Linked DNA regions of Mus musculus: regions 1, 2, 3, 4, 6 and 7 are each linked to region 5. Evidence: chromatin loops called from intact Hi-C (ENCODE). Cell type or tissue: left cerebral cortex. All regions are shown on one strand. Region 1 overlaps Stox2 (storkhead box 2). Region 2 overlaps Enpp6 (ectonucleotide pyrophosphatase/phosphodiesterase 6). Region 3 overlaps Enpp6 (ectonucleotide pyrophosphatase/phosphodiesterase 6). Region 4 has its middle 22 kb from the start of Gm39171. Region 5 holds the start of Stox2 (storkhead box 2). Region 6 has its middle 48 kb from the start of Gm39171. Region 7 overlaps Enpp6 (ectonucleotide pyrophosphatase/phosphodiesterase 6).

The links. A loop is a pair of places that touch in the nucleus more often than their neighbours do. Peaks named below come from ENCODE experiments on the same cell type or tissue, not always from the same donor. Only the 100,000 strongest peaks of a DNase experiment are listed, where the experiment ranks them.
Region 1: a loop joins it to region 5, with 2.4 times the contacts of the local background. A loop is called at or near these places in 5 of 42 quality-filtered maps.
Region 2: a loop joins it to region 5, with 3 times the contacts of the local background. A loop is called at or near these places in 3 of 42 quality-filtered maps.
Region 3: it touches region 5 in a loop (2.2-fold over the local background); 5 of 42 quality-filtered maps call a loop at or near these places.
Region 4: a loop joins it to region 5, with 4 times the contacts of the local background. A loop is called at or near these places in 8 of 42 quality-filtered maps.
Region 6: it touches region 5 in a loop (9-fold over the local background); 7 of 42 quality-filtered maps call a loop at or near these places.
Region 7: it touches region 5 in a loop (3-fold over the local background); 4 of 42 quality-filtered maps call a loop at or near these places.

The regions. Positions count from the first base shown.
Region 1 is chr8:47,203,633-47,207,632 of GRCm38, reverse strand. All of the region lies in intron 1 of Stox2 (storkhead box 2), which reads left to right. Among named protein-coding and RNA genes, the nearest start is that of Gm51570, 15 kb to the left of the region's middle. In left cerebral cortex, a CTCF peak has its summit at 1,936 (motif pointing left); no DNase peak of the experiment used is centred here.
Region 2 is chr8:47,030,669-47,034,668 of GRCm38, reverse strand. The region is part of intron 2 of Enpp6 (ectonucleotide pyrophosphatase/phosphodiesterase 6); the gene reads right to left. Among named protein-coding and RNA genes, the nearest start is that of Enpp6, 46 kb to the right of the region's middle. In left cerebral cortex, CTCF peaks have their summits at 2,088 and 2,287; a DNase peak (open chromatin) is centred at 2,397.
Region 3 is chr8:47,019,792-47,023,791 of GRCm38, reverse strand. All of the region lies in intron 1 of Enpp6 (ectonucleotide pyrophosphatase/phosphodiesterase 6), which reads right to left. Among named protein-coding and RNA genes, the nearest start is that of Enpp6, 35 kb to the right of the region's middle. In left cerebral cortex, a CTCF peak has its summit at 2,295 (motif pointing right); a DNase peak (open chromatin) is centred at 2,380.
Region 4 is chr8:47,343,580-47,347,579 of GRCm38, reverse strand. It overlaps a transcript of Stox2 not described here. Among named protein-coding and RNA genes, the nearest start is that of Gm39171, 22 kb to the right of the region's middle. In left cerebral cortex, no CTCF peak of the experiment used is centred here; a DNase peak (open chromatin) is centred at 1,650; H3K4me3 peaks cover 1,198 bases; H3K27ac peaks cover 1,298 bases.
Region 5 is chr8:47,287,530-47,291,529 of GRCm38, reverse strand. Stox2 (storkhead box 2) reads left to right here and starts at 2,128. Exons shown (of 4, transcript NM_001114311.1): 1 at 2,128-3,650. The coding sequence starts at 3,485. In left cerebral cortex, a CTCF peak has its summit at 1,940; DNase peaks (open chromatin) are centred at 2,331, 2,819, 3,066, 3,696 and 2 more places; H3K4me3 peaks cover 2,511 bases; H3K27ac peaks cover 2,600 bases.
Region 6 is chr8:47,369,303-47,373,302 of GRCm38, reverse strand. It overlaps a transcript of Stox2 not described here. Among named protein-coding and RNA genes, the nearest start is that of Gm39171, 48 kb to the right of the region's middle. In left cerebral cortex, CTCF peaks have their summits at 211 (motif pointing left), 1,471 (motif pointing right) and 2,377 (motif pointing right); DNase peaks (open chromatin) are centred at 1,510 and 2,404; H3K4me3 peaks cover 506 bases; H3K27ac peaks cover 260 bases.
Region 7 is chr8:47,014,775-47,018,774 of GRCm38, reverse strand. All of the region lies in intron 1 of Enpp6 (ectonucleotide pyrophosphatase/phosphodiesterase 6), which reads right to left. Among named protein-coding and RNA genes, the nearest start is that of Enpp6, 30 kb to the right of the region's middle. In left cerebral cortex, a CTCF peak has its summit at 2,314 (motif pointing left); a DNase peak (open chromatin) is centred at 2,310.

The DNA of each region.
Region 1 (4,000 bases), 84 kb after region 5:
AAAGCTATGGTCTTTGACTTGTGATGCACGTGATGACAAGAGGCAAGTCCTGAAAAAGTCCACCCCAGAAGCACCTGTGTGGTGGATGCATGCAGACACACACACACATATACATATAGATATATGTTCACAGACACACACATACAGACACACAGAGAGACATACACACAGAGAAACACGCAGACAGACATGCACATAGATAGACAGACACACAAACACAGACACACAGACACACATACTGACATACACAGACACACATACTGACATACACAGACAGACACACATATACACACAGACAGACACACATACAATCACACAGAACAGAGACACAGAGATACACACAGACATATGCAGACAGACACATAGATGCACACACAGACACACACACACACACACACACACACACACACACACAGAACTTTATCTGAGTTCTGGAAGAACCTGGCATGATGCAAGCACAAGGCTGTGAGCCTGTCATGAGAAAGGAGCTGGTGAGTGGGGGGTTGGGGGGTGGGCAGGGTTGATCCCACAGAGGTAGGCAGATGGAACTCTGCAGATCCTGTAGAACTCATAAGGAGTCAGATTTCTCTCCAAGTGTCAAAGGCAGTGCTGTGGGGTTCAATGCAGGGAAATAGTATGATTTATGATTTCTCAGGAGAGAACCTTGGCTGCTTTGTAGAAAGGGGCTATTAAAAACCAAGCAAGAGAGGCTGAACGCCATGAAGCTATTATAGCCGGCCAGGTGAGAGATGATGGGAGTTTTCGGTAGGAGTGGGCATGTGGGAGACGTGGCATGGCTCTGCAGCTGGAGTTCAGGGACCAGTGCAAGGGAGCGCTGGTACAGACGGTGTGCAAGAGAGCGCTGGTACAGACGGTGTGGATTGACCTAGGAATGGATGTAGGAGGGAACTAATGTTATCTTAAAGCAAGATAACAATGAGATGGCCAGGAGACTGATATTTGGAGCATCCCATTTCATTTTCTCTGTATCCCAGAAAAAAAAGTTACTGTACATATTCATTGTTATGTGAAATGTGCAGGTTATTTATTTATTTATTTATGCAATTATACTTGAGGAGTGCTCAGTTTCTGCCTCTCGCTGTGTGTGTGTGTGTGTGTGTGTGTGTGTGTGTGCGCGCGCGCGTGCGCGCGCGTGCAGGGGGCGGGGGAGATGGCACTCAGTGAAAGAGAAGAAGCTGCTAAGGATGTACAGAAATGAACTGTAATGCGGAAGGGCAAGCAGAAACTAGTTGATTTTGCTAATTGGCATCTGTGTAGGGAAGCCTTTTGTAAGCTATGCAAAAATCACAGAGTGCTGTCTTTGCGGCTTGGTCTTCTGAGAAGTTTTTACTTTTTGAAGGATCCAAAGATGGTCGAATCTGCTTTTCTGCTTTGGGTTTCCCCTTTGGTAGCAGATCCCATCCTCCTTACCACAGACTTTTAGACTCATTCGGGAAGACTTTGCGGTCCCTGTGGCTAGAGTAGTAACTCAGAGAAAACTCAAGCTTCCGCACCTCTCAAGTCAAAGTCAGATTACTGAGAGCCTGAAGGGCACTGGCTGTGCCCATCCCCCTCCCTGGCTTTGCAGTATCAGCGCAAGCTCACCTGTGCTTTTGAATAAGATCGTGTTTGGAAACTGTTTGAGTCTGCCCTGTGGTCTGAACATCCCTGCCCACTCAATGCACAAAACTGACTTTCCTAGTAGAAACCAGAAATCCCTTGCATTCACTTCTAACCACTCCTCCTCCACCAGACATTATAAAAGCTCTTCAGAGGGCTCTGCTTTAGGAAGTTCTAGAGTCTGTGGGTTCTATGTTAGCTCCTTCCCTAATTTCTGCTGATTCTTTAAAACATCTCCTTGGGCCCGTGCTGAATTTAGATTCTGTCTGTAAGTACTCTGACCTGCTCCTCCCATACCCGACTGAAGCCATAGCAGAGCTGATGGAGCCCCCTAGTGATGCTCTGGGGAGGGGAGACTGAACTGGAATTGGGCTGGGAGAGGGACACAAGCCCCAAGTGTCGGGCACTGTTTCTGCTGCCCCGACCAATACAGTTGCTGGATTTAGCCCAACACTCAGGGATCTCCAGTTCCGGTGCCTGATTTCATTCATTACATCATTTCAAAGTTGGGGTCAAGTTCTTCCCTTGGAGTCCTCTGTATTCTTCTACAGCCTAGAAGGTGTAACTCATCTCAGCCTTACATGCTCAGACAGCAGGGCGGATGGTCTACCTTAGAGCACCCAGATAGCTTCTGGAGAGGCTATCACTCAATGTTTCAGGCTGATCTGAGCCTTGGCTTGAGCCAGCCGTGTTAGCTTATTACTTGAGAAAGCATTCTCAAAAAGCAACAATAAAAAGAAAGGGAAGGGGGCTGGAGAGATGGCTCAGCGGTTAAGAGCACAGACTGCTCTTCCAGAAGTCCTGAGTTCAATTCCCAGCAACCACACGGTGGCTCACAACCATCTATAATAAGATCTGCTGCCCTCTTCTGGTGTAACCGAAGACAGCTACAGTGCACGCACATAAAATAAATAAATCTTTTTAAAAAGGGGGGAGGGGAGGGAGGGGCTGCAGAGATAGCTCAGCAGTTAAGACCAAGAAATGTCTTCCAGAGTATCTGTATTCAGTTCCCAGCATCCACATTGGGTGGCTTACAATGGCCTGTAACTCCAGTTCCAGGAGCCTCCATAGGCACTGCACACACATGCATATACACATACACATATACGCAAATACATACATAAATTAAAATAAATCTTCTTTTAAAGATTTATTTATTTATTTTATGTATATGAGCACTCTGTAACTGTACAGATGGTTGTGAGCCATCTGTGGTTGCTGGGAATTGAACTCAGGACCTCTGCTCTCTTTGTCCTGGCTCACTCCGGCTCAAAGATTGACTTATTGTTACATGTAAGTACACTGTAGTTGTCTTCAGACACACCAGAAGAGGGCATCAGATCTCACTCATTACAGGTGGTTGTGAGCCAACCTGTGGTTGCTGGGAATTGAACTCAGGAGGAGAGGAGAAGAGAGGAGAGGAGAGGGGAGAGCCTGTGTTGGAAGGGCAGCCTAGTCCTTGGGCAGGAAAGTTTAAGGTTGGGGACCAGGTATGCCAGATAGGGACTGAGGGATGCTGGGAAAACCTGGAGGCCAGATCTGCTTTGTTTTGTAAAATATGCACCTCAGTGCCTTGTCCCAGGATCCAAAACCAAACAATCCCCACCCCAGAAATGTCTAGGAAATTCTAGGAATCCTGGGGACCCAGCTGGACCATCTGCAAACTGTAAAGAATTTTGAGTCCGAGAGCCAAGTTTACATTACTGGCTGATACTTAAGGAATCAGCATCTCTCACCCTTCAGTGCTAGTTCTCAGCTTCCCCTGTCTCCATCATCCCTCCTAGCAGGCAAATAGGTAAAAAGGTCATGGTGTCTATTCCACTATAAACTGCTCTGTCTCCTTCCAGGAGATCATCTGCCGGGCAGCCACAGTCAGTTTTCTTAAATTCGCATCTGCTTCGTTATTCTTTAAGTTTCTTCCACTGGCCATTGTTCCCCAAAGGATGAAAGCCCTGAGCGCTCAACTGTGGTCACATGGTGGTTCCTATAGAGCAGGGCTCCTTCTCTACAGCCCTGAATGCATCACCAGCTCCCAGGCAACAACCGCCCTCATGCCCCTTGACATCAGACACAGATCTCAAGGCCTTAGAAAAGTCCCAGAGTTTCCTACAACGAGTCCCGCTGTCAGCTGTATATGATGCTGACCCGTCTTCTCTTCTGGGCTGGCTGTTCAGTTGGCTGCTGTGTGTATGTCACAACACCGTGACCTTGATCTCCATGGCTGCCTCCTCCACTCAAATAGAACTGTTCCAAGGCAAAGACAGTTGTGGACGGGCTGCTTCTCTATCTTTGTGAGCTCCCAATTCCTCTGGCAGATGGCCGCCACAGGAAGACCCTCAACATTTGAATGAATGGGTCACCGTTTCTCCCCACAAATGCA
Region 2 (4,000 bases), 260 kb after region 5:
AGATGACCTTTCCACAGAAATTCTCAATAGCCACCCCCAATTACTCCTCTTCATCCTCGGGATATCCACCCAGCTCTGAGTTGCTCTTCAATATCAGTAGAAGATGCGTTTTTGTCCTCCAAAGTAAAATTTCCTTGACATCAAAAAGTTCGAGATCAATATGTAACTAGCTAGCTCTTAACCTTTGTGGAGCAGCGGTGGGTCCCAGGTACACTACTTCTGACTTATTTCAGCCTTGAACCATTTCTTTAGCATGGTTTCCTCTGTGCAACCACACAGGAGCGGTGGGCAGGGAGGGCTTTGTAGGTTCTGTTGACAAGCCTTAACTGTGTGAAGATCTGGGCTGAGGGAGGGCGGACTCTTCCTCCCTGCTCAATTTGTCACACCAGGGCTCTCTCTACCTGACAGGAAGACTTGAACTACTGCCATCTCTAAGTTGCACTTCTAAATATTGACTTAATGGAGAGACTCAAAGTGTCATAACACAGCTCACTGGAGCCATGAAGATTGTCCAGGCCTCACAGAGAAGTCTGTACAATGTCCCACGGGGAGTGGAAAAGGAAACAGAAGATGAAGGAAGAGAAATAAAATCCAGGCGTGTTTAGCAGACATGCATGACACTTGGCTTAATCTTGTAGAGACAAATGAACGCTTGGTAGTTCATTGTCCAAGGCTGGAGTATAGCAAGGAGGGGAGAGAATGAACAACAGTGACTAGGACTCCCTTGGGTCTTCACTGGCAGAAATTAGGTCACTGGGGTACCGCAACCTGGGCTGGGCAGCCTGCCCTCAGAAAGACTTCAGTTGGGTGTTCAGTTTTGAAGGACTAGACAGTGTCTAGGAAACAAGGAGTTTCTCATTTAATTCCTGTGAAGACTTCCATTCAGATCGTGGGTCAATCTCTATGATGGTACAGGGAGGAAATCTCTTTTTAGCCTCTTTCTTTCTCATTGTTAACTCAGGCAGTTTTACCATGTCATAGGAACTGCTGAACTATGACTCAAAAGAACTGATGGGCCCTTCTGGAAGGAGCTGTAAGGGCTTAATGAGATACAGTACAAGGGAACTAATTTCGAGATCCATCACATATTCAGTGATACATAAATTAAGATTCTTGATGATGAAAGGAAAAACAACACTCTGTAATAAGCAATAAGAACTTTGGCGTATGACCACTGCCTCTCTCTGGATTTCCTCCCACCTTGCCATACCACTGGCTTCTACGGCTATACCACTGACAGAGTGGTATGCAAGCAAGGACTAGACATGTTAGAGGGTAGCAATTGTGTGGTTGGTGCCTTTTAAAACATTAAGATTTAAGGTTTCACAATAAAGACAATGAAGCCAGTCAGATATTACAGAAGGTAGCTACCATGGTATTGTGGCAATATTCACCTTGGTGGTCCTTAGGGCAATGACCAAGAAATGTCATATTCTTTCTTCTGTGTCTATGCATGCAATCTCTTGTGTTCACTGACAATGATGCTTCTAAAACCAACCTTAATATGCAGCAAACTCTCGGTTTTAGACCTCACCAAAACAGGCTTAACTCTGAACTTGACCCTTTAGATAAGTCTCCTGAATTGACCTACATTTCTTTTGTCTAGCAACCAACTTCATGGCCATAGTTGGGTATTCTATTTTAGATAAAGGAATCTCTTTAAACTGTTATGTTCTGGGAGCCACAAATGTTTCCCCATAGATTCACACTTTGAATGCTTTCTCTCATGGCACTATTGGGTGATGCTATGGTGATGCTATGGTGATGCTGTGTAGGTTACTAGGACTCAGGGTGGGCCTTTGACAGTTGTAGCCTCATCTCTGATTTCAGTGGTCTTTGGTCCACTGAGATGTGAATGGCTGTTCTCTGCCACCAGCTCCACAAATTATAATTTTCTACTCAAGTTCATGGTACCAAGTGGCTGTGGACTTCAACATTTGAAACCAGGAGCAAAATAAACCCTTCTCTTAATTTCTGTCAGATATACTTGGCCACAGGGACGTCAGATGTGACTGATTCCCCTTCCCTGATCTGAAGCATCTCAAGTTAGTTTAGGTGACTGATGGGTATGAACAGTCCATGGTGTCACTCTGAATTATCTCTGTCGGCAGAATAAGCCTGTTAGCTCTGCACAGTGTGGATTTAACACAGTGTGTGCTGGCCTTCATGAGCATGGGGCTGCCCTTTGCAGCCTCCATACTCTGTGTCCAGTGCTCCTTTGATATCTGGCACGCCCTTGTGGACCCTGAGCATCTCTCCATGTGTTGCCACCTCCAGATAGCATCCTCCGAGCTCCTGTGGAATGCCCACACCCTCAACACAGGCCATCTGTGACTCAGCTTCTGATGACTCATTCTCCTCTCCCTTCTCCCCCACGCCTGTCAGTGGCCCTCTCCCACAATCCACTCTGCTTTCACAATTCTCTCATCTGTTTCTGCCCCCGCCCCCCAGCTCTCCACAACCCAGGCCAGCGAGATCTCTGCTGCTTCTGCCTACCTCCCACCTGATCGTTGTTCATCTCTTGTAGACTTTTACCAGTAGCTGGCTCCGTAATGACAAGAATCTAAGTTTTATATTGTTGGGAGAAAGCACTATAGCCATGTATCATATTGCTACCTCACCTGCTAAAGAATGAATCCACTGTAGCAAAGTCATTGTTTGGTCAGTGTTGAATTCCTTCATACTTTGTGTGTGTGTGTCTGTCTGTCTGTCTGTCTGTCTGTCTGTCTGTGTCTGTGTGTGTGTGTGTGTGTGTGTGTGTGTGTGTGTGTGTGTGTGTGTGTGTGTGAAGAAGACTTGCTTGAGTCTGTTCTTCCAACATGTGGGTTCTGGAGGTTGAGCCCAGGTCTTCCGGTTTGGCTGTGAATGCCTTTGGCTGACCCTGAATCTCCTCATTCCTCATGAAAGCTCTTCAGTGGATGGAATGACAGTAGCCACTGACGTTTTACAATGGACATGGCAGGTTGTAGCACTACTTGCTTCATTACAGTAAAACAGTTTTGCTTCCCAATTGTCTGGATGTATAAAAGGTGCCAGCTAGAAGAGGTGTTACATAATTCATTACCAAGCAGTCGTACTTTGATTTTTTTTTTCATTTTTGATGCAAAGGTAGAGAAATGCAAATATATTGGATAAAATTTTCAAAGAATAAATAAAAATGTTATTTTGAAAAAAGTATATAGAAACAGTATATGCAATTCCTCTGTGATAAATCAGTGAGCAGACTAAAAGTGAGCTCCCTTACGTATTGAAAACGTTGCACGTGAAAATCAAGCACGAGACACTGGAACAAGAGAACCAGGAAGTGACGTTTTACCCGATGACGCTATAGAGCTCAAGAAAGGAATTTTTAAAATGTGCCCATATAATATCTTTGTCATTTATGCATTTGGGAGATGGTTATTATCCAGACTATACACTGAACTAAAAACAAAACAAAACAAAACAAAACAAAACAAAAAACAAGAAACCCAGTTAATAGACTGGATAATGAAATAAACAGATAATCCATAAAAGAAAAAATGCAGCTATCTGAAAAACTCCAGCCTCATTAACAACTGCAGAAATACAAATCAAAGCTACACTAAGAGTCTGTCTTAGCCCTGTCAGAGTAGCCGACCCTAAGAAAACAAACAACAAATGCTTGCACAGATCTGGACAAAACAGAATCCTCGTGCTCTGTTGGCCGGAATGTAAGCTAGTTCCAGCACCACAAAAATAAGTACGGAGGCTTCTCAATCAACTAGCAACAGATCTATGGTATGACCCAGCTACACCACTCTTGAGCAGTTATTCAAAAACCTTCTAAGTCTCCTCACAGAGCCCTTGAGCGCCAGTTCCCTGCACCACGATTCACTAAGTTCTAGACCCGACCTAAGGGCACAGTCACAGAGGAATCAAGGAGAAGAAAGGCAGCTTACATACACCGTGGCTTTCATATCATTGGTAGGAAAGCGAATGCAACTGAGACAATTAAGCAGAGGAGGTCAACCTCCGAAAG
Region 3 (4,000 bases), 270 kb after region 5:
CACATTTTCTCTATCTGTTCTTCAGTTGAGGGACATTCAGGTTGTTTCAAGTTTCTGGGTATTACAAATAAAGTTGCTATGAACATAAGGAATGGCCAACCAATGACTGGCCCAAACTGAGACCCATCCCATGAGAGAGAGCCAACCCCTGACATTATTGATGATACTCTGCTATGCTTGCAGACAGGAGGCTAACATAACTGTCTCCCGAGAGGCTTCATCCAGCAGCTGATGGAGACAGATGCAAGGACCCAGAGCTGAAGATTAAGCGGAGCTTGGGGAGTCTGTGGAAGAGTTGGGGGAAGAATTGAGAGAACCAGAGGGGTCAAGGACACCACCAAAAGATCTACAGAGTCCACTCACCTGGGTCCATGAGACTGAATCCCCAACCAAGGAGCAGTCAAGCCTAAGTCCCCTATGCTGACGTAGCAAATGTTCAGCTTGGACTTCATGTGGGTTCTGTAGCACTTGGAGCAGGGGCTGTCTCTGATGGGTCCCTGTCCCCTAGCTGGGCTGCCTTGCCTCGCCTCAATGAGAGAAGATGCACCTCGCCCTGCTGCAACTTGATAGGCCAGGGTGGGTTGGTATCCATGGAGGGCTTCCCCTTCTCTGAGGAGAAGCTGAGGGGGTAGTGGGGAGTGGGCAGTGTGAGGGTGGGATTGGGAGGAAAGGAGGGCCGAGAGCGGGATGTAATGTGAATGAATGAATGAATAAATGAATGGGAAAAAAGAAGAAAAAGGAAACGCAAAGGGGAGAAAATAGAGATAAACCAAGAAAGTTCTAATGAGAATATTCCCCCTAGCACTTGAGAGCAAGGGGTGGGTGAGCCTGTGTGTGTTCAGATCAGTGGGTTATAGTATGAAACTTTGTCTACCCAAATACTTTATGCGATAGATACACTTAGAATTGTGTATTGCTTCATCAAAGCGTCAGGCATAACCGCATGCCCGGTGTTTTCTCTGACCGGTCCCTTGTTGCTATGAAAAGCATCTGTTTACCTTTCCTGTTTGTAGTAAAAGCAGAGCAGGGCATGAGAAGAAGACTAAGGGAGTGCACACAAGGCACATGCCCACTCTAACCTGGTTGGAGGGGTCCAGGAGGGCCACCTAGAGGAGCTGGAACTGGAGGTAAGGGGAGCTTCCTCCGGCACTCCACCCAAAGATGGGAGCATGTAGAGAGGGGTGGGCAGATAGGGAGCTGGCTATGTCTTAGGGGGACAAAAAATAGATGCTTGCTTTTTATCAGACTGGGGGATGAAAGTAAAAACGTGGCTCACTTGCTCTGAAAAGAGCCGTGCTCTCGGAGCTGTGCTGGTCTGGCACAGGTGAAATGTGAGTCCTTCACAATCCTGGCAATAAACAGGTGGTGCAGGTTGCTTTGGGGCTGTTTAGTGAGGAGGACTGTTTAGTGGGGAGGACTGTTTAGTGGGGAGGACTGTTTAGTGGGGGGACTGTTTAGTAGGGAGGATTTGTTTAGTGGGGAGGACTGTTTCGTGGTAGAGCAGCACAGGGGCCCATTACTACCAACCACCACTTCCATCCCAGAAGGCTAATGAGCAAGAGGAAGGGTGTGGTCATCAAGTGCCCTCCTCTGTCTATTAAACTCCTATTCCTTAGTCTATAGACAAGCTGCAGAGGATGAGGTACTACACAAATAGACTAGCAGAATCCAAGACTTTAAAAAGAAATTTGCATTATTGCCTTAATAGGCATCCTTAACCAAATATAGGAGGCCCCATGGGCTGTGGACCCCCTGAACACAGACATGTAGGTTTTAGGGTACCCCAGGGCACAAAAGTGGAGGGGGCCTCGGGTGTTCCTTCTCCTCTAGGATCTCTTGACCCTTGATTCATGGTGTAGGAGCTCGTGCTCAATAGAGCTGGTCCTTCTTTGTACGGGATTTTGTCTTCCTCTCTTTCCATCTTCTCAGGATCAACTGTAGCATAAAAGTATTACGTGGGGTAGTCCAGAAATAAGAAACCCTTAAGCTTTAAGTTGCACACCACTCTAACCCCAGCACCAGTGACACTGAGAAGGTAGTGGAAGGTGTCTCACTCTAGGTGTTTTTGTCTTGTGGTTGTTTGGTCAGCATACCTCTCAGATTCAGAGATGCTGGCAGGTGGGAATATTAAGGCTTAAAGTGGCTGAGTGGTAGGGTTGGGGCAACAGAGCTAGTGAGAGGGCAGGGTGCTGGGGTAAACTGAGTCACATGGTTGCCAGCACCAAAACCCATCCCCAGCCCAGGCCTCCAAGCTTTGGCCACTTCCACAGCAATTGTCTCAGACACTAAGATGTCCACAAGGTGGCACACAGCACTCCAGAGTACCGGGCAGACAGCAATCTCTTACAGCCAACTATCCCCCACAGCATCCTGGGATAACGGCACACAAAGGAGTCTATGATCTCAGATTTCCTCTCCTGCTGGAAAGAGTCCAGCTGTGGAAGGAGAGGCTCCCAAAGTTCTGAAATCTGGGGTCTCCGGTTAATGCGTTTTAGACACTGGTCATATATACACATTCCTTTAAACTGACATAGCGCCAAGAAATATCTTTATACGTCCGATTCCAAGGCAGGCAGCTTAAGGATATGTTATGCAACTCAGATTTCCACACGCTAGACTCCTCTTAGCACATATCCTTGAACATTTGGGAATCTAAGGATCAAGTTAGACTGTTTAGGTTATGATCTTTCAAACAATGTCCCCTCAGCCAAGACATATAAAAGAATTATCTACTCATTGCTCCAAGCACTTAACTTCCACATTGAAATTTGCTGTGTATATCACCCATGAGTTATCTGTTGGGAGATATATGCTATTTTCCTAACATGTTCGAAGATAGATTTTCGTACGGTGAAGAAATGGCTTTAAATAAAACATGCAAGATTAAATTGAAAGAAGCATCTCACAATTTGCACTTCTTTCAAAGTGACTACTGATGTGTGTGCCAGACAGCGTCGTGATTAGGGGGAGTCACAAATAGTGCAAGGCCAAGATAGCAAGAGATAGCAGGCTTTGATTATAGTGTGAAGCATAAAACCTGCAATAAAAATAACCCAAAATGTTAAAAGGGGGAGAGATTTTTCACTGGAGACGTTCACACTCGTAGTTTTGAGGTCACCAGACAAGGGAGGGTGGAAAGCACTCCCTTAGCACTCTGTAGGTTCCAGTAGCTTTGAGTAATTCCCTAATAATGAATTAAAAGTATGATTTTTTTAAAAAATCATTTTTCCTGCATAAGAAGAAAACAGAGAGTGTGGGATTTCTGTTTTGGATACCTTTTCGTTTGGAAAGTTTGGTTTTACTAAAGCTCAAAGAAGTTGAGGGCAGAGATGAGGTTCTGATAAAGTCCCAGGTTCAGTCTTCAGCATAGCAAAGTGGGGGAAAAGGAAGGAAGGAAGGAAAGAAGGGAGGGAGGAAGGAAGGAAGGAAGGAAAGGAGGAAGGAAGGAAAGGAGGAAGGAAGGAAGGAAGGAAGGAAGGAAGGAAAGGAGGGAGGAAGGAAGGAAGGAAGGAAGGAAGGAAGGAAAGAAGGGAGGGAGGGAGGGAGGGAGGGAGGGAGGGAGGGAGGAAAGGAGGAAGGAAGGAAGGAAGAGCTGAAAACAGTTTTCAGACAATAAAAGCCACTGTGATCTCTGTGAAACTCAGAAAGCGACTGAGTTCATTACCATGAGTGAAAAAAGAAAAGGTTTCTTTGGACTTTTTGGTTCCTTCTTAAGTAACAGTAAGGGGTTGGGAGGGGAAACTAGTTTATTTTGACACCTCCTCAGTAGATGGAACTCGGCCAACACCTGTCCCATGGAGGCTCACCTCTCAGCTTCCCCTGTGGCAAGGCTATGAGCGTACTCTCTTACTGGCCCAACTGCTCTTTCCTCCCCCTAGGGACATCAGGTTCCTCAGACTTACAGAGCTGGTGACTCGAAACTCAAAGACACAAGGCTCCTGCCCCTCCAATACTGCCAGGACTGCAGGAGGTGGGAGCCCTCTCTCCTGTTCTCTTTCTT
Region 4 (4,000 bases), 56 kb before region 5:
TCCGTGGTATCTACCTACTTATATATTCTCATACATACAGTCTTTGGAACGGTGATAATGTCCACTGTGTTATTTGTAGTCTGCTTTTGTTAGATTTTGTTTGTCAACTTCTGTGGCTGTAATTATTATGGCTTTTCATGACTGTGTGGTGATTTGATCTCTTGACCTGTGTGCTGTTCCAGAGTATTCTATACAGCAGTGCCAGCGAGTCATAAACCTTCATGATTCTTGCTGCTCTTCTGATAAAACCCAAATGTAGGCAGCTCCCTTGCCTCTCACCTAAATAGGATGGCTGCTGACCTCCCCCAGTCTTCATTATGCCCTTGCTCAGTCCGATGAAAATCTATTCTTTGGGGTACAATTGCTCATTCCACTACCTTTGCTCCCCCTTGTACTGTAATTGTTCAGGAAGATGGGGGTGTGGCGAGACTATTCTGAAATCTCCCTGCTTCTTGCTCAGTGACTCAATCACTCTTCAGGGTCCATTCCTATCCAGAGTCATGGGCGCTCTTATTCCCGGGACCACCACGGGACCCAAGTGTCTCCCTGCAGTCCCACCCTGCCACAGGAGCCAGAGAAGTGGTGAGAGAGACCAGAGTGCAGTGTGACAAGCTGCTCAGATCCACCGAGGTTAGCTGAAGATCAGAGAGCCCGGGAGTGGGCTGTATGGTCTGTCAGGGGGATGCAGGGTGGCCTCAGGGGCAGAGGAGACCAGAGAAGCCAGAACTGGAGTCCAGAGAGGTGGTGTGGGCAGGGAGGGATAGCTTACATGGTAGCAAAAGGAGTTGCCAGAGTCCTGAGTTTAGTTCACAGAAGCCACAGTTTAAAAAACGCTAGGCGAGGGGATGGAGAGATGGCTCAGCGGTTAAGAGGACTGACTGCTCTTCCAGAGGTCCTGAGTTCAATTCCCAGCAACCACATGGTAGCTCACTGTAGTGGGATCCGATGACCTCTCCTGGTGTGTAATAAATAATAAATGAAAACAAATGTAATAATAAATAATAAATCTTTAAAATATATAGATATGTAATATTCATATATATGTATGTAATATGCATACATACATACATACATATGAGTAGTGGATCCCAAAGTTGTTCCCTGGTCTTCATGTGCAATCACTCCCACACATGCACACATTTATAGACATGCACAGATAAGCATGCATGCACATCTCCCCCCCGCCCTGCCCCCTGCCCTTACAGAAGATGTGACATGGTAGAAGTCCCCTGATAGCAGGAGCAATCTTGTCACCGTTGGCCAAAGGGAGGGTGGGATGGCAGGTCCGGAAGGTCAGAGTCCTGCTTAGACTGCCTCCTTCCTTTCCTTCAGACAGGGTCAGTTAGGCAAACTAAATGGTAAGGTTCATATGACTAGCTTGGTCTTTGTCCCCAGGGGCTCACAGTTGAAACTCCAATCAATTTCCACATTTTTATGGCTATGATATTACTAGCCAAATCTTAAAACTCAGGTGTCATTGGGACAATCACAATTATTTTATGCTGATTTTTTCTTTTTTAAATATACTAAACCCATCGATATCCAGAGCTTCCTTTTCCTCTTCTGAGTATTCTTTCCAGGCAGGATCAGTTCATACCGGCAAGAATTGCAGGCGCAAGTGTATGCGCATGCGTGTAGTCGTGAGTGCGCATGCGTGTATTCATTTATTCTGTGTCCATGTATTGAAGCCAGTTAAAAACACTACTGAATGTAGCAGTGTACGTATAGTGATATTGTGGGAGCCTTTGGCTGTTTAAGGATAGTCTATAATTCTGCAATTAAATATTGGTGTCCCTTTAAAGCCACATTCCTATTTGCTGACGTCTGTACCCGCTTTGGTTGTTCTTCGCTGCGTTTCCTAATCAGGGAAAATAACTTGCTCCAGCGTTTGAATAAGGACACAAGGAATTATTCAAGCTTCACAAATGGAATCCTGGTGTTTGAAGCCGTGGGGGACCTTCCATTCGGCCAGGCCTAGTCATTATATAGAAAATGACCCAGAGGCACTCAAAGGTGAAGCAATTTGCTTAAAATGACACAACTAATGAGCAGCACAGGCAAAACTGAAATCCAGGACTTCTGGCTTTCATTCCGGTGACCTTCCCACCATCCCATGCAGCCTGCTAGTTTGTAAGAAAGGAAGAAAAAACAAACTGGGGGCTTGAGCGGACATATTGCTTTCATTCCCACACCTCTGTATAGAGCGGGGAAAATCTCACTGTACTATAAAGGAAACATTTAAAAACGTATTAGGGCAATGATGAAAAAATGAGACCGGGAATATTTGTGATATGCTAATTAGAAAGTATCTCATTATGCAGGAGACGGGAAACTTGGCAGAGGGCGACGCTATTCAGAGTAACTTCAAAGGTGGGATAAAAAGAGTGTTCTTTTTATTTATTTGATAATGTGTGGCTGCCATCAAATTTCTGGTAGGCTCTGACACTTTTATAATAAGCCCCAGGGAAACTGGGGGAACCTGTCAGACACTTGGAAGGGAACTAAGGCTTGAATTGCCATCGCAGGCTCCTCAGGTAGAAGATGGGCCTTTTCTTGACTGCCAGGCTCCTTCCTGTGGAGACTCGTCCCTGCCACTATTGGTTGTCTGGAATGGGATCTTATTCTGGCAGCCATGTTAATCACTCCAAGGTGACCTCCTGTTTCAAGAAACAAATCCTTTTCATTTGTTGTTGTGGTGTGCTAATCTACCATGAAAGTCTTTTATTTTTTATTTCTTTTGGTGGGGGTTGGGAGATATTACAAAGCAAATTTCTCTCCACAACTTCCAGATCATTCTCCAACTGGAAATAATGTTTATTCCAGAGTTTTCTTTTTTGTCAATTACATTTTATTGAAGATAGAAAAAAAGATATTTTTCTTTAAAAATTTTTTTAAATTTAATTAATTTATTTATTCTCTTTACAACCCAATATTACACCTTCCTCTCCTCTCAGTACCTCCTCCTGAAAGCCCTCCTTCTACCATCTCCTCTCTGGGTGTCACCATCACCCTACACACCCAACACACACACATAAGTTGCTGGGGTACTAGGCACATCCTCTGCTACTGAGGCCAGACAAGGCTGTTCGTTTAGAGGAATGGAATCCACAGTAAGGTAGGCAGGAGGCTCAGGGACAGCCCCTGCTCCAGTTGTTTGGGGGACCCGCATAAAGACCAAGTCGCTCATCTGCTACATACATGCAGGGAGCCTAGGTGCAGCCCGTGCTTGCTCTTTGGTTGGTGATTCAGTCTCTGGGAGCCCCCAGGGGTCCAGGTTAGTTGACTCTGTTGGTCTTCCTGTGGAGTACCTGTCCTCTTCAGGTCTCTCCATCTTTCTCCCAACTCTTCCCTAAGACTCCCTGAGCTCCATCTAATGTTTGGGTGTGAGTCTCTGCATCTCTTTCCATTGGCTGCTGGGTGTATGGGTGACTCTAGCTGAGAGTCTACCAGAGGGGGATATAGATCCTGAAGTGCTCACTTCCTGTAACCAGGAAGGACTCCCAGTGATGGATAAGGACAATAAACCACCCGTAAAGCTTTCTAACCAAAATGTGTCCAGCCTGCAAAATGTGCAAGGACAAGGGTAGAGCAGAGACTGAGGAAATGGCCAACCAATGACTGCCCCAAATTGAGACCCATCCCATGGGCAAGCATCAATCCCTGACACTGTTAATATAACTCCGTCATGCTTGCAAACAGGAACCTAGCATAACTGTCCTCTGAGAGGCTCTTCCAGAGATTTCTAACTGACTTGGAAAAATCCCACCCGAACCTGGTCAAACTTCTAATGTAAAAGACAGTCAGTCATCCTTCACCCCCTCAGAGACTAGGGCAAGCTTTTAGATTCCTCAAGGGGTAGGAAGAACTCCCAGGAAGGAGGGGACTACCTCGCTGCCTTGATGCTCGGGAACAGGTGAAAGCCTTTGTGACCACTGTCTTCCTGCCAGGCTACTCTGCTTTTCTGGGTGTTTCCCATCAGCACAGGGTTAGTTTATCCCAC
Region 5 (4,000 bases):
ACTGGGGAGCCCCAGTGATCCTCTAGTCTCTGCCCCTCCAAGTGCTGGGTTTACAAGCGCACACCTGGCTTTTTACGTGGGTTGTGGTTTTATAACTCAACTCCCCATTCTTGTAGCTGAACTGAATCCCTAGCAATTAAATCTTAGTTGTGAATTTCTCAGATTGAATATTGGGGTTCCCAACAATGGGCTGACTTGGTAAATAGATAGTTCATGACTAGGATACGCTATGGCTCTAGGAGGACTTGGCGGCTAGGCGCTGTGGCTGGGGAATCCCGGGGTCCCATGAACAAAGCAGTCTTTCCCATAGCACAGATGAATGGACATGATGAACCCGACTTTCCCAGTGGCTGCACTCATCCGTTCTCTTGGGATGACCATTGCGCATTGTTAGCTGACGTGGGTGAGTCAGTTACTGACAGTGGTGGGGGTGGGTGGGTGGCAGCGGCTACCATACCTGCTTCATGCATCATCTGGGTTCTGAGAACCCTGGCATGTTTGCTGCCTGCTTCTTAGGTGCCTGGTGTGGCTGCTTGGCCAGTGGATGCTCTCAGTTCCCTGCAAGGTCTGTTGTCACAAGCGACTGAGACCAGATGTAGCTCTCCTCTTCAAATGTATACCAGCCCCACTCATCCTTTCACAGTGTGAACATGATCATTTTTTAAAAACATATTACATGTAATTACCAACTAGCCCCTGCCTTATATTATACCCTCTAAACTCCTTCTATATAGAAATTATAAAATTATGGCTGTATTTTTGCTTTGAGTTCTTCTGTGGCCCCCAGTCCATCAAGAGTAGGAAATAAAACTTTGAACATGGCTAGCAAGTCCCTGCATGATCTACGCTCCCTCTCTCTGACCTCACCGCCCACGGCTTTCCTGTTCAGCTCTGACTCCAGCCATACTGGCCTTCTTGCATTTCTTCCAACAGAAACCAAGACTGGTTTAGACTTCAGGACCGTCGCACTTGTTCCCATGGCCCTGGACACCAATCCCTTCACTCTTTGAGGGGCTCTTCATGCTCTAGGCCCCAGCTACTGGCATGCCTCACAGAGGTTAATGCATCTTTATAAAATGTGGCACAACTTTTGGCTTTAACTCAGCTTCCTGCATTTCTTTTCTGCTGGACCATTCATTGCATGGGACCATATTTGGTATGTTGCCTATTTAATCTGCTCAGTGAATGAATACCAAAGTTGTCACATGATCACAATCCCTCTTAAGTCATAATTACTGCAAAAATTTGTGTGACCATTTTGGTGTCTTGAGAACTGATGTTTTGTTGATTTGAGATACCTGAATGTCAGTAACGCCCATTCGTGAAAACATTAACAAAAAATTCACCTCTATGGCCCTTTACACATTGATCTTCTAAACCAGTCGTCTTTCTGTTCCTTGCCATTTTAGCAAAGGGTACCTTTTAAAGGCTTGTCTTGAATCTAAAAGGAGGTCGCTAAACATTTAGCTAATAGGTTTGTAGTTAGTAATTAATATTGCTTGATGTAGTTATAGGTTTTATATGCGACTTGTGGCTTTTTATCCCCACCCCCTTGGTATCCACAGAGAGGTTGTTCTGGCTATGTATTACCAAGCCACATACTGGAGATGGATGATGGCCTCCCTTCTAGATCTCATTGCCTTTCTGCCTCCTGGATGTCTTGCCAGAGCTTCCTGAATCTTAACCCTTTAGGGCCCTCCGACTGCTGAATACACGTTTCCATGAAGGCTTCCTATTGCTGGCTCTGCATCTTGTCACCCATCAGCGTGGAATGCCACCTTTAAAAATGATTGGGAACGTCTCGTTGTCACAGATGCATTAAAGAAAAGGAAAAAAAAAAAAAAGAAAGAAAGAAAGAAAAAAAAAAAAAAAAACCACCCAGCTCAAACGGGAAATGACAGATCACCTCCAGAGGCAATCAAGTTTATTCTCCTTGTTTAGAGCTCAAAACGCATTTTTGGCAACCCAAATGGGGAGGTGAGAGTGGTGGATAAGAATGGGAGTGGCGGCGCGTGGCGGGGCTGGCGGCCAGGCCGGGCGCCTTTAACTCGGCGTGACCTCGCGTCTGGCCCGCGCCCCCTCCTCCGCGCGCACCGCTGTCCTGCAGCGATTGGTGCTTGGACCATAAGCAGCTGTGCAGGGCCCGGCGGTGCAGAGGCCCCGGGCCCGCCAGCGCAACCAGGCCATTGGGGAGTGACTTCCACTCAGGATCGCAGAGGGCGCAGGCCGTTGGCGCGTGGCAGTCGGCGTGGGCCTGGCGTCCCCGCGCGTTCGCGGCGCCCCGCGTCTCCGGCTGGGCGCAGGTGGACCAGGCCGGGCGCCGCAGATCAGCGCGTTCCCACGAAGGCTAGCCCTCGGAGCGAGGGGGAGGGACCATCGGAAAGACGTGGAACGATCCGCGCGGTGTCATCCGCAGGGCCCAGGCCCCGCGCCGCCGCCGCCGCCGCCGCCGTCGCCGTCGCCGCTGGGGCTTTGCTGCGGGGATCTACGCCGAGCCTCCGCGCTGCCCCGAGATTAGCATGACACTGGGTAGCCGTCCCGCTTTCGGCGGTGCCAGAGCGCAACGCGCTAGTCCCCGAGCCGCGATGGCCTCGCGCGGGGGCCGATCGCCGGGCTCCGCAGCCACCGCGGCCCGTGAGTAAGAGTATGCCTGCGGCGGGGGACCCACGCGTGTCGGCACGCGCCCCCACCCTCCCGCGCCCCCGCCAGCCTCGGAAGGAGGAAGCCTGACGGCGCGCCGCGGTCGCCAGCACCCAACGGGGCTCTTCCTGCGTTGTCGCAGCGGCGGTCCCGGTGCTCCCGTGCGCCCCCCGTTCGAGCCTCTGGAATGAAGACTGCCTCCCGAGGACTGCGAGAGAGAAGCAGAGACAGCGGGCGCCGGGGACTGCGGCCCTCGCGGCTGGGAGGTCCAGGGGGACGCGACTCGGACGCTGTCATCCCCACGCCTCGCGCTGAAGCCTCCTAGTGCGGTTGGGGCTGCCGCCCACCGGTCAAGCTGCCGGGGCGTGCGATCCCGGGTCGGCCCCCGGAGGCCTCGGCTTCCTCATTTGTTTGGGTCTTTTGTGCTGTGGCGCACAGTTGGCTAAGCACTCCTGCGCTGAATCGGGCCATTGTCTGCGCTCCCATTGCTTCCACGCTGCAAGTCTCGGCGCCCCCACCCGGGCCGCCCCCTCCCGGCCGCCGAGCCTCCCAACGTGCCTTCCCCCTCAGGAATCTGGAAGCTGGAAGCCCGGCGGATTGCAAATGAAGTGGAATGCATTGTGGGACGAGTGTAAAATCCGAGCCTTCTCCGTGGGGGTGTGGGGGGGCGTGGGGAGGGCCGGACCTGCCGCCGGCGGTGTAGACACCGACGAGAAGAGGGGCTGGGGGAAAAAATGTGCGCAGAGTCCTCCCGGGTCGTGGCCTCGGTAGACGGATGAAGCAGCGCGCTGCGCCCTGGCGCTGAGGCCCTACTATCGGGGCACCAGGGTCGCCCTTTCCCACCATGAAGAAGACCCGGAGCACAACCTTGCGGCGAGCCTGGCCTAGCTCGGATTTCTCGGACCGGGCCTCGGACCGCATGAGGTCCCGCAGCGAGAAGGACTACCGCCTGCACAAGCGCTTCCCCGCGGCCTTCGCGCCCCAGGCTTCTAGGGGCTACATGACATCAGGTTGGTAAAGCACGGTTCAGCCGCCGCCTGTGATTGCTGCGCCGCGGCTAGTTGAGGGTTTGGGGTAGAGGAGGACCTGCGGTGATGGATGTGCCGAGTTATGTATGGGGAGAGCAGGGAAAAATTAGCTCCCATCCACCATTTTGTACCTCTGTAAGATCCACAGCAGGCCCTCTCAATATGGGGTTGGAGAGCTATTCTTTAGGTAAAAATCGGGGAGGGGGATTGAGCTGAGCATCTGGTCTGCAGGGAGATAGGATGGCTGCAGCCTTCCCTGAGCTTTGTGAAAGGCGAGCCTTAGTCCAGGGTTGCCCGCAATACCAGGTTCGCCTGGGCCTGCCTGCATTATG
Region 6 (4,000 bases), 82 kb before region 5:
TATACTTATGAATTTGTTGCTAATATTTACCTGGTTTAATTTTACCTGTGGCTATTGTAACTAGTGCTGTCATAAAATTAAGATATAGGGGCTGGAGAGATGGCTCAGCGGTTAAGAGCACTGACTGCTCTTCCAAAGGTCCTGAGTTCAATTCCCGGCAACCACATGATGGCTCACAACCATCCATAATGAGATCTGGCGCCCTCTTCTGGAGTGCCTGAAGATAGCTACAGTGTACTTACATATAATAAATAAATAAATAAATCCTTTAAAAAAGTAAAATACAAATACCTGTTTGATGTTTTAACTGATTGAGACAGGGTAGTAGTTACTGTGTAGCCTTGGCTAGCCTGGAACTCCCCATGCAGACTAGGCTGGCCTTGAATTCACAGAGATCTAGGGCTAAAGGCTTGTTGAGCCATCACACCTGTCAATATCTTCATTAAAACTTTTACTTTACATTATGAGATTAAATTAAATTTTGATCCTGCAGATCATACAAAATTAAAAGTAAAATAGAAAATCACTTTTCACATTTAGGTAAAACTTTTACATGAGTAAAACTACATACTAAATTTTGGGTCATTTTTATTTTAATATGATTTTTATGGTCATTGTAGTTATTAAAATGTTTTCAGCTGGGCGTGGTGACGCACGCCTTTAATCCCAGAACTCGGGAGGCAGAGGCAGGCGGATTTCTGAGTTTGAAGCCAGCCTGGTCTACAAAGTGAGTTCCAGGACAGCCAGAGGTATACAGAGAAACCCTGTCTCGAAAAAAAACTAAAAAAGAAAAAAAAATGTTTTCCGATGGCCCGGAATGATACATTTGTGTATGATAATTTGTTACATTTGTGTATAATTTGTTACATTTATGTATGGTAATTTGATTTATTACTCCCTTTTCCCTGTTACGGTTCTCCAAAGACATAGGATGTAGACTCAGTGCTATGCACCCTGTCTCCTACCCCCAAGAACATCCCCTCTACACATATTTCTCCTCCCCGGACACACAGGCACATACAGAGCGGGCCAAACTGGACAGGAAGACAAGCTGGAGATCGGGGCTGGAGATTCTGAAAGGTGCCTGCTGCCTGAGTTCCCATGGCCATCTATCCAAATCAGAGAGAGTAATCTGCTTTTCCCAGAGTCAACTGAGTGTTATTCTCATCTAAAACATACACAGTGGCATCTAGATGGATATTTGACCAGATGCCTGGTTACCATGGTTAGACAAATTGACTGAAAGGTTGTACCTACCGTTCTCCCAGGTTAAAAAGAAAAGAAAGAAAAGAAAAGAAAAGAGGAAAGGAAAGGAAAAAGGAAAGGAAAGGAAAGGAAAGGAAAGGAAAGGAAAGGAAAGGAAAGGAAAGGAAAGGAAAGGAAAGGAAAGGAAAGGAAAGGAAAGGAAAGGAGGAAAGAAAAGAAAGCACAACCTACACATGTCATAGCTCCTATAAGCCACTAGAGGGCACCATGACCATAGGAAATGGAAGGCATAGTGCCCACACTTTCTTTTAAGATAATCAAAGCCAGGGTAGAAACTCTGAGGGAAGCTTTCAAGTCTCTAATTTTTGTAGCTGGGAAAGTTGTGACCTTATGAAAGGCTACACTATGGGCTATGGAGGAAAACTGAAGTTCGGAGTTAGAACCATGACCTTTCACCTTGGCTTCTCGTGATTTCCACATAACGGCACACACTTTTGTTAGTGATCTCATGGCAATCATTTGCAATGCTGGGATTGTTTTGTTTGTTATAAGCTACATCTGAGAAAGAGGCCTCATCTTGTAAGAACAATGTAGGTGCAGAGTCTACAGAAGGAGTTACGGCAGGGCGGCTGCTCAGAGTTCCCACCCTTTGTTGGTATTGTGTCCAGAATAGTTTGGCTGAACACACAACACACTAAGGGTTTTCTTTGTTGGTTTCTTTTGTAAAACACTGGCTTCAAGTGACACCAGAGAGGCTTGCTGTGCACACAGTCTGGGTGCAAACATCTTTTCTTGGTGTGTGTGTGTGTGAGAGAGAGAGAGAACATATGTATGTGTGTTAGTTGCCAGGCAGTGTGTGTGGGGGTGTATTGAGTGAAAAGTGATGTCCCATGCAATAACATATATAATTTTTCTTTCATTTAAGAGTCAAGTCTAAATTTGAGAGCTCTAGCTCGTTAGTTCCAACAGGTGGATGAAGGGCTAATTTCTTTTGAGCATGCATGCATAATTTAAAATAAAAATTCTATATAACTTGGGAAAATACCATGTTTTGCCTTAAGTATCCGTCCTTTCTGGTTTTGTGGCAGCCCAGCCCCGTCTCCCTGTCCTAGACACCTTTCTCCAGGCTCTTTTCCTCTTCTTCGAGCTGCTGTCGCAGCCTTAGTCTCCCCACTAGGGGGCGAGCGAAGAAAGGCAGAACCAGGTCACAGGCCCGTTTGCTGCTCCAGGAAGAGCAAGCAGAGACTTACATAAGCGGGGTATTTGGGGCACTGTGTGGGGTGGCCATGTCCTGTACGTTGACTCTATAAAACTGTCAGGGATCCTCTCAGCTCAAAGGCTCCCACTGAAAATGATTAAAACACAAGATGCAACGGCAATGGGAATTTTAGTAGGATAAGCTTACCTCAGGGGCCAGATAACTCTCCTCGGTGCGATGAGTTTGCTATGGTTTGTCTGACTACAAGTACATGCTCAGGAACGTGGTTACTCAGTTCTGAGAGACCTCACAGCTGTGGATCCGTGAGTGTTTTCATCATCTTGGTATTGAGTGTCCTCTACCGCAAGTGCTAGGGACCAGAAATGGTTTTAGTTTTGGATGTCTTTGGACTTTGGTATATTTTAATAAACATAATGAGATATCTTGAGGACTGGACCCAAGTCTAAACAGGAAATTCACCTATGTTTCCTGTACTTGTATGTGTAGCCCGGAGATGATCTTAGATGGAATCTTTAGCGTGCTCTGTTTGGACGTTGATGCTTCAAGCTTCTCATGAGTCAGGTGTGGAGTCTTGGATGGGTGGCTTCTTTTCACCGTTCGAAAAGTTTTGCAATTTGGAACATTTCGGGTTTTATATTTTCGGACCTGAAATATTCAACTTGTGTAACAAGATGATCAGAACTATCTGTGGTCTGCCGGCCGCTCCTGCCTCGCCTCTCACATCCAGTCTACTTCTGCTTTTAAAACGAAGCTCATTTGGTTGCCAGGTCGCTCAGAGTCATCGACCACTGAGAATGACGGTTCTGAGTCCACTCGACATTCAGAAAAGGAGGCCGGGAAAACAACATCTTGGAGGCATTTGGGAATACATCCCAGGTGACTGGGGCAACTGGACTGTCCCAAGAACGCAGGGAGGAGGAACAATGAAAAGCACCCCCGGGTCACTTTTACCGTAGTGGGTACGGCAACTCTGCTCCTGTCGGGAAGACTTTAGTTTCCCAGGCAGTCATACAATCTGAAGGAGCCATTTCTATGGGAAAAATGAATGCTGGCTTTGCCTTCAGCCTGCTTTGCTGCGTGCTTGCCAGCGTCTGGCTTAGGTAATTAATTTCCTTATGTAATCCCCTGTTGGAGAAGTTAGATGGATAATGAAGCCACTTGATCCTTTCGTGCTCATTTACAAGACACAGTCATTTCTACCTAGCGCCCAGGTAATTCCCCGTTTCCTTAGCTGTTGCTGCCTCTCTTGACTTGAGCGTTTAGGAATCTGGGGTTGTTATAGGCGGCCTCGGGCAGGCGCCGAGCAAAACCGAGCCTCCCTGAGCATGCAGGATCGTTGCCTGGGCTGTATCGGCTTTCTAGTTCCTTGAGACATGACTGGACTAATTTTTCAGATGCTTTGAATGGAGTAGAGCAGACTGTTGCTTTGCTGTGAAGAGCAAACATGAAAACTCCCAACCTGAGAGTCAAGGCCTATCCATTTCCCTTTAATTACCTCCAGAAGTCCCTGTTAATGATTCAATAGTTATAAAAGTAAATTATAGGTGCTCTGGAACTCCGTTTGCAGTTTCTTTT
Region 7 (4,000 bases), 270 kb after region 5:
TAAGGGTGGAACTGGGAGGAGGGGAGGAAGGGGGCTGAGATCAGGATGTAAAGCGAATAAAAATAAACAAAGAAAAACAGCAGAAATGTATCTCTCACAGTTACGGTGGCTAAGAAATTCAGGAGCGGAGGCAACAGATTCAGGGTGCAGAGAAGGTGGGCACTCACAATGTTCCTACACCAATCTCACAGAGGAAAGAGCGTGCAGGGGAGGTGGCACTGGGGACCGGAGTGGGGATCTCTCTTGGTCCTTTCTTTCTTTCATGAGAACACTATGAGAGCTTTGCCTTCCTCGCCTGATCATCCCCAAAGTCTCTACCTACTGATGTCACCTCTCCGAGGTGAAGACGGTAGTGTCTCTATAGCTGTTGGAGCACTCTATCACGCCCCTGCGAGAAGGATAACTGTTTCTTGTGTTAACTTGCTTTTAATGCCCAGGCAGGGTGTGCGGAAACAAAGATCAGTCTTGGTTAGCTGTTTCTGGTGATTTGGGGAGGACACTGACCAGGGCCTCGTGAATGCTGAGCATTTTTAGCATGCTGAGGGAAACAGTGCTGCCTGGATTTGGGCTGATTTCCTCATTTTCCCTGCGTGGTTGGATCAGGGGACTGCAGCTTTAGAGCAAGTCTCCAGATCCTGGGCTTCTGATATATTGTTAAATAAAAGCATGCAGAGCTTTAGTTATCATCCAGATTTGTTATATCCTACATACTTTTAAAGAAAGTTCCTTGATCATCTTTATTGGGTGTGTGTGTGTGTGTGTGCATGTGTGTAAGTGTATGTGTGTGACAGTATATGTGTGTGTGTGTGTAGATATGTATGTGAGAGTGTATGTGTGTATGCCTGTGTATGTGTGTGTGTATATATATGTGTGTGAGTGTGTGTGTGTGTGTGTGTGTGTGTGTGTGTGTGTGTATACATGAGGCACATGTGGCAGTCAGAGGACAACTTGCTAGAGTCAGTTCTTTCCTTCCACCATGTTAGGCCCAGGGATTGAACTCAAGTGACTAGGCTTAGCGGCAGATACTCTCAGCCATTTCATTGGCCCATTGGAAGCTCAGTTTTTGCCAGTGTGAGTCATTTAGTTTGTTGATGCTAGATTTTGCTGGCCTACCTAAGCTCACAGCCTCAGTCCAGACACTCCCATTAAGTCAGACCAGTCTCTTTCTGTAGTCAGGGGTGAACAGCTCTCCTGTAGCTAATGTCGCTATTATAGCCACAGCTTAAATGTCCCAGTCAGTGATCAGACTATAAACAGGTGAACCTGGAATAGACACAGGTCCTGCTTAACAATTTGGGTGTATTGTGCTTCTTGGGTGCTGTGCTGAAAGATAATTTGCCTCAGGGAAGAAAGACTACACTCAATGAGCAACTCAGCACTCTGCTAGCTGTGAGAAGAATCTCTTTGTTGCACTGATAATTTCAGTTCAAGGGCTCCATTCCACTTGTGTGTGTGTGTGTGTGTGTGTGTGTGTGTATGTGTGTGTGCGTGCATGTGGGTGTGTCTCTGTGTGTGTTGGTGTGTTTTATTGATGTTTTAAGTTAGCCAAGCAGGCAGCACCAGGAAATGTGAGAACAGGAGTTCGGGACCTGTGAGTGAGTTGTGGCCTTACAATCCTTTTGGATGACGACAGGCGAAAGCTGACATTCCAGCCCTACTCCCCACCAGCCCTGGACCTCACTTGACCCACTGAGCTTCACCGGGCTTTAGTTTTCCAATCTGTGAACTTGACCCACCAAGCTTCACCAAGCTTCAGTTTTCCCTTCTGCGATGCTTTTTGGGTTTTGTTTCTCTTCTCTGCTTTTCGTTTCCGTTACCCCCGCCTCCCGTTTTTTAAGTTCTGAGGAACCCAGGACCTTGCTCAAGCAATGACTCTGCCACTGACATACACCCTCTGCCCTGATTCCTTATTTGAAAGTTGGACACCATCAAGCCTTCCGCCAAGCTTAAATGGTGATTGGTCAGTGCCCGGGGTAACACAGGCCACTGGTAAATGCATGTGGATAGCTACATCTCCGTGAAAGGACAGCCTTATTGAGCAGTGCGGCCCCTTTAAACGGTGTCTGGGAAGGGTTGGTGATGGGCTGTGTATTTTTTATGTGTTATTTACTTTCCCATCTCCTTAAAGACAAATCAAAGAGACATTACTACCCACACTTTACTCTGGACAGTCAGGTGAAGCTAAAAGGATCGCAAGGAGTGCCGGCTAGACTCAATAATTGACCAAGTAATTGACCAAAGAACATCCAACACAGCTGAGAAAACGCCTGCCTAGGACCTGAGAAATGCCTGGCCTGACACTGCCCTCTAGTGGTGGTAAAGATAATCTCTGCTACCCTCAATGATAGCCAGATGTAGGCGTACTGGTGTGCCAAGCAACACGCTAGCCTTTTCGTTGTGTGTCTTGAACACTCTCCAAGCTCCATGGCATTCTTAGATCTGCTTTGGACTATACTAAACATTTCAGGAATTCTGACACCGATGGCTCTGGAAGCCACGTAGGACAGGATGAAGATTTTACTGGTCATTTTTTCTGAGTCTTCATTCTCACAGACCACCACCAAGCACGCTGGTCCTTACTGGACTTTGCTCTCTTTTCCAGGACTTTAAATTCATATTTATATTTTATCATTTTTCACTCCATCGCTCCTTTCCTTCCTTGCTTTCATTCCTGTTCTTGGTTAGGTCACCAACTTCTCTTTACCCCAACCCTGTATGGTCACTGTGGTGAGCACTGGTCTCCAACACAGTTTCTCCCTCTTGAAGTACTTCCGACTACTCCCTGGGATATTCCTCTCACATCTCACCCGGGGTACACTCAGTGCCTTGTAGGGCCACCTTGGGCTGAGATGAGGGGCAAAGTATTTGCACCTAGTCTTAACTGGTCCAAGGACAGTGTCCCACCCATGACCACAGTGACAGATGCTCTGGGATCCAGGCTGGCTGGGGTAAAGCCTTGTCTGTGAGTTACTCATGCTGAGTCTCCTTTTGGTAGCCAAGCTGGGAAGAAACGGTCCTAGTATAGACACACTTCCTGGAAGGCGCTCCCTGGAAGGGCTGTTCAGGCTACATCAAGGAAGCTAACAGGAGAGAACAGGAGACATGGCATGTAGCAAGGTGAGTCCTGGGCAGGGTAGAGTGTGATTCACATCCTCAGCTCCCAGATTCCTCTTACACAGTGATAGCTACAGGACACACCATTGTGTCCCGACTCCACATGTCTTTCTTCCCATGCTGAAATATTTTCTTAAAGAAAATTCTGGCGTTATCATAAACATGGTCTGTGCCTGTCTTCATACTAAAGGGTTAGGGTTGGGGGATTCAAACATAGTTATAGTCAGCAAGACAGACCACCATCCCTGAGTGACATCTGACCCATCTAGGTAAGGTTTTCTGACTCTTTTTAAAAGTCTTAAATTCAGTTTCTTGTGCTTACGCGACAAGTGCTTTGCAGATTGAGCCATCGACATTACACCCCAGTGATTTTCTTCTAACCTACCCATGTACTAGGTACATTTTGAGGTTCTGCAATGAAGCAGTAAGCAAGAGAGACCAGTGGATTGAGATAACAGTCAAAAAGATGTAAATTACCCGGGAAGACAAACTCAGCAAGTAGAGCTGAGACGTTAAGAACCCACACTAGGGTGCAGCTTCACATGTCTGAGGAGGTATCTTAGAAGACAGGGATCACACCCCAGTGGCCATCTTGCGATGCTCCTGAGGCTGCCACACTGAAATCAAGTAGGGAAAAACGTCTTCCTTGGAGGAAAGAGAGCTCAGCACATTGAAAGACAAGGAGAGTCTGGCAGGGTAGGAAACAAGGGAGACACTATGAGAGAGGCTGACAGAGTGACGAGCCACTATGTGGATGCATAGCTTTATTCTACATATAAAGGGAGACATCCAATGATTCTCCTTCGAGGAAGACACTGCCTGAGACTTTGTGGGTTGGTGGATGTTTGGCCAGGGAAAACTTGTTCCTAATCTCTTAGACATGAGA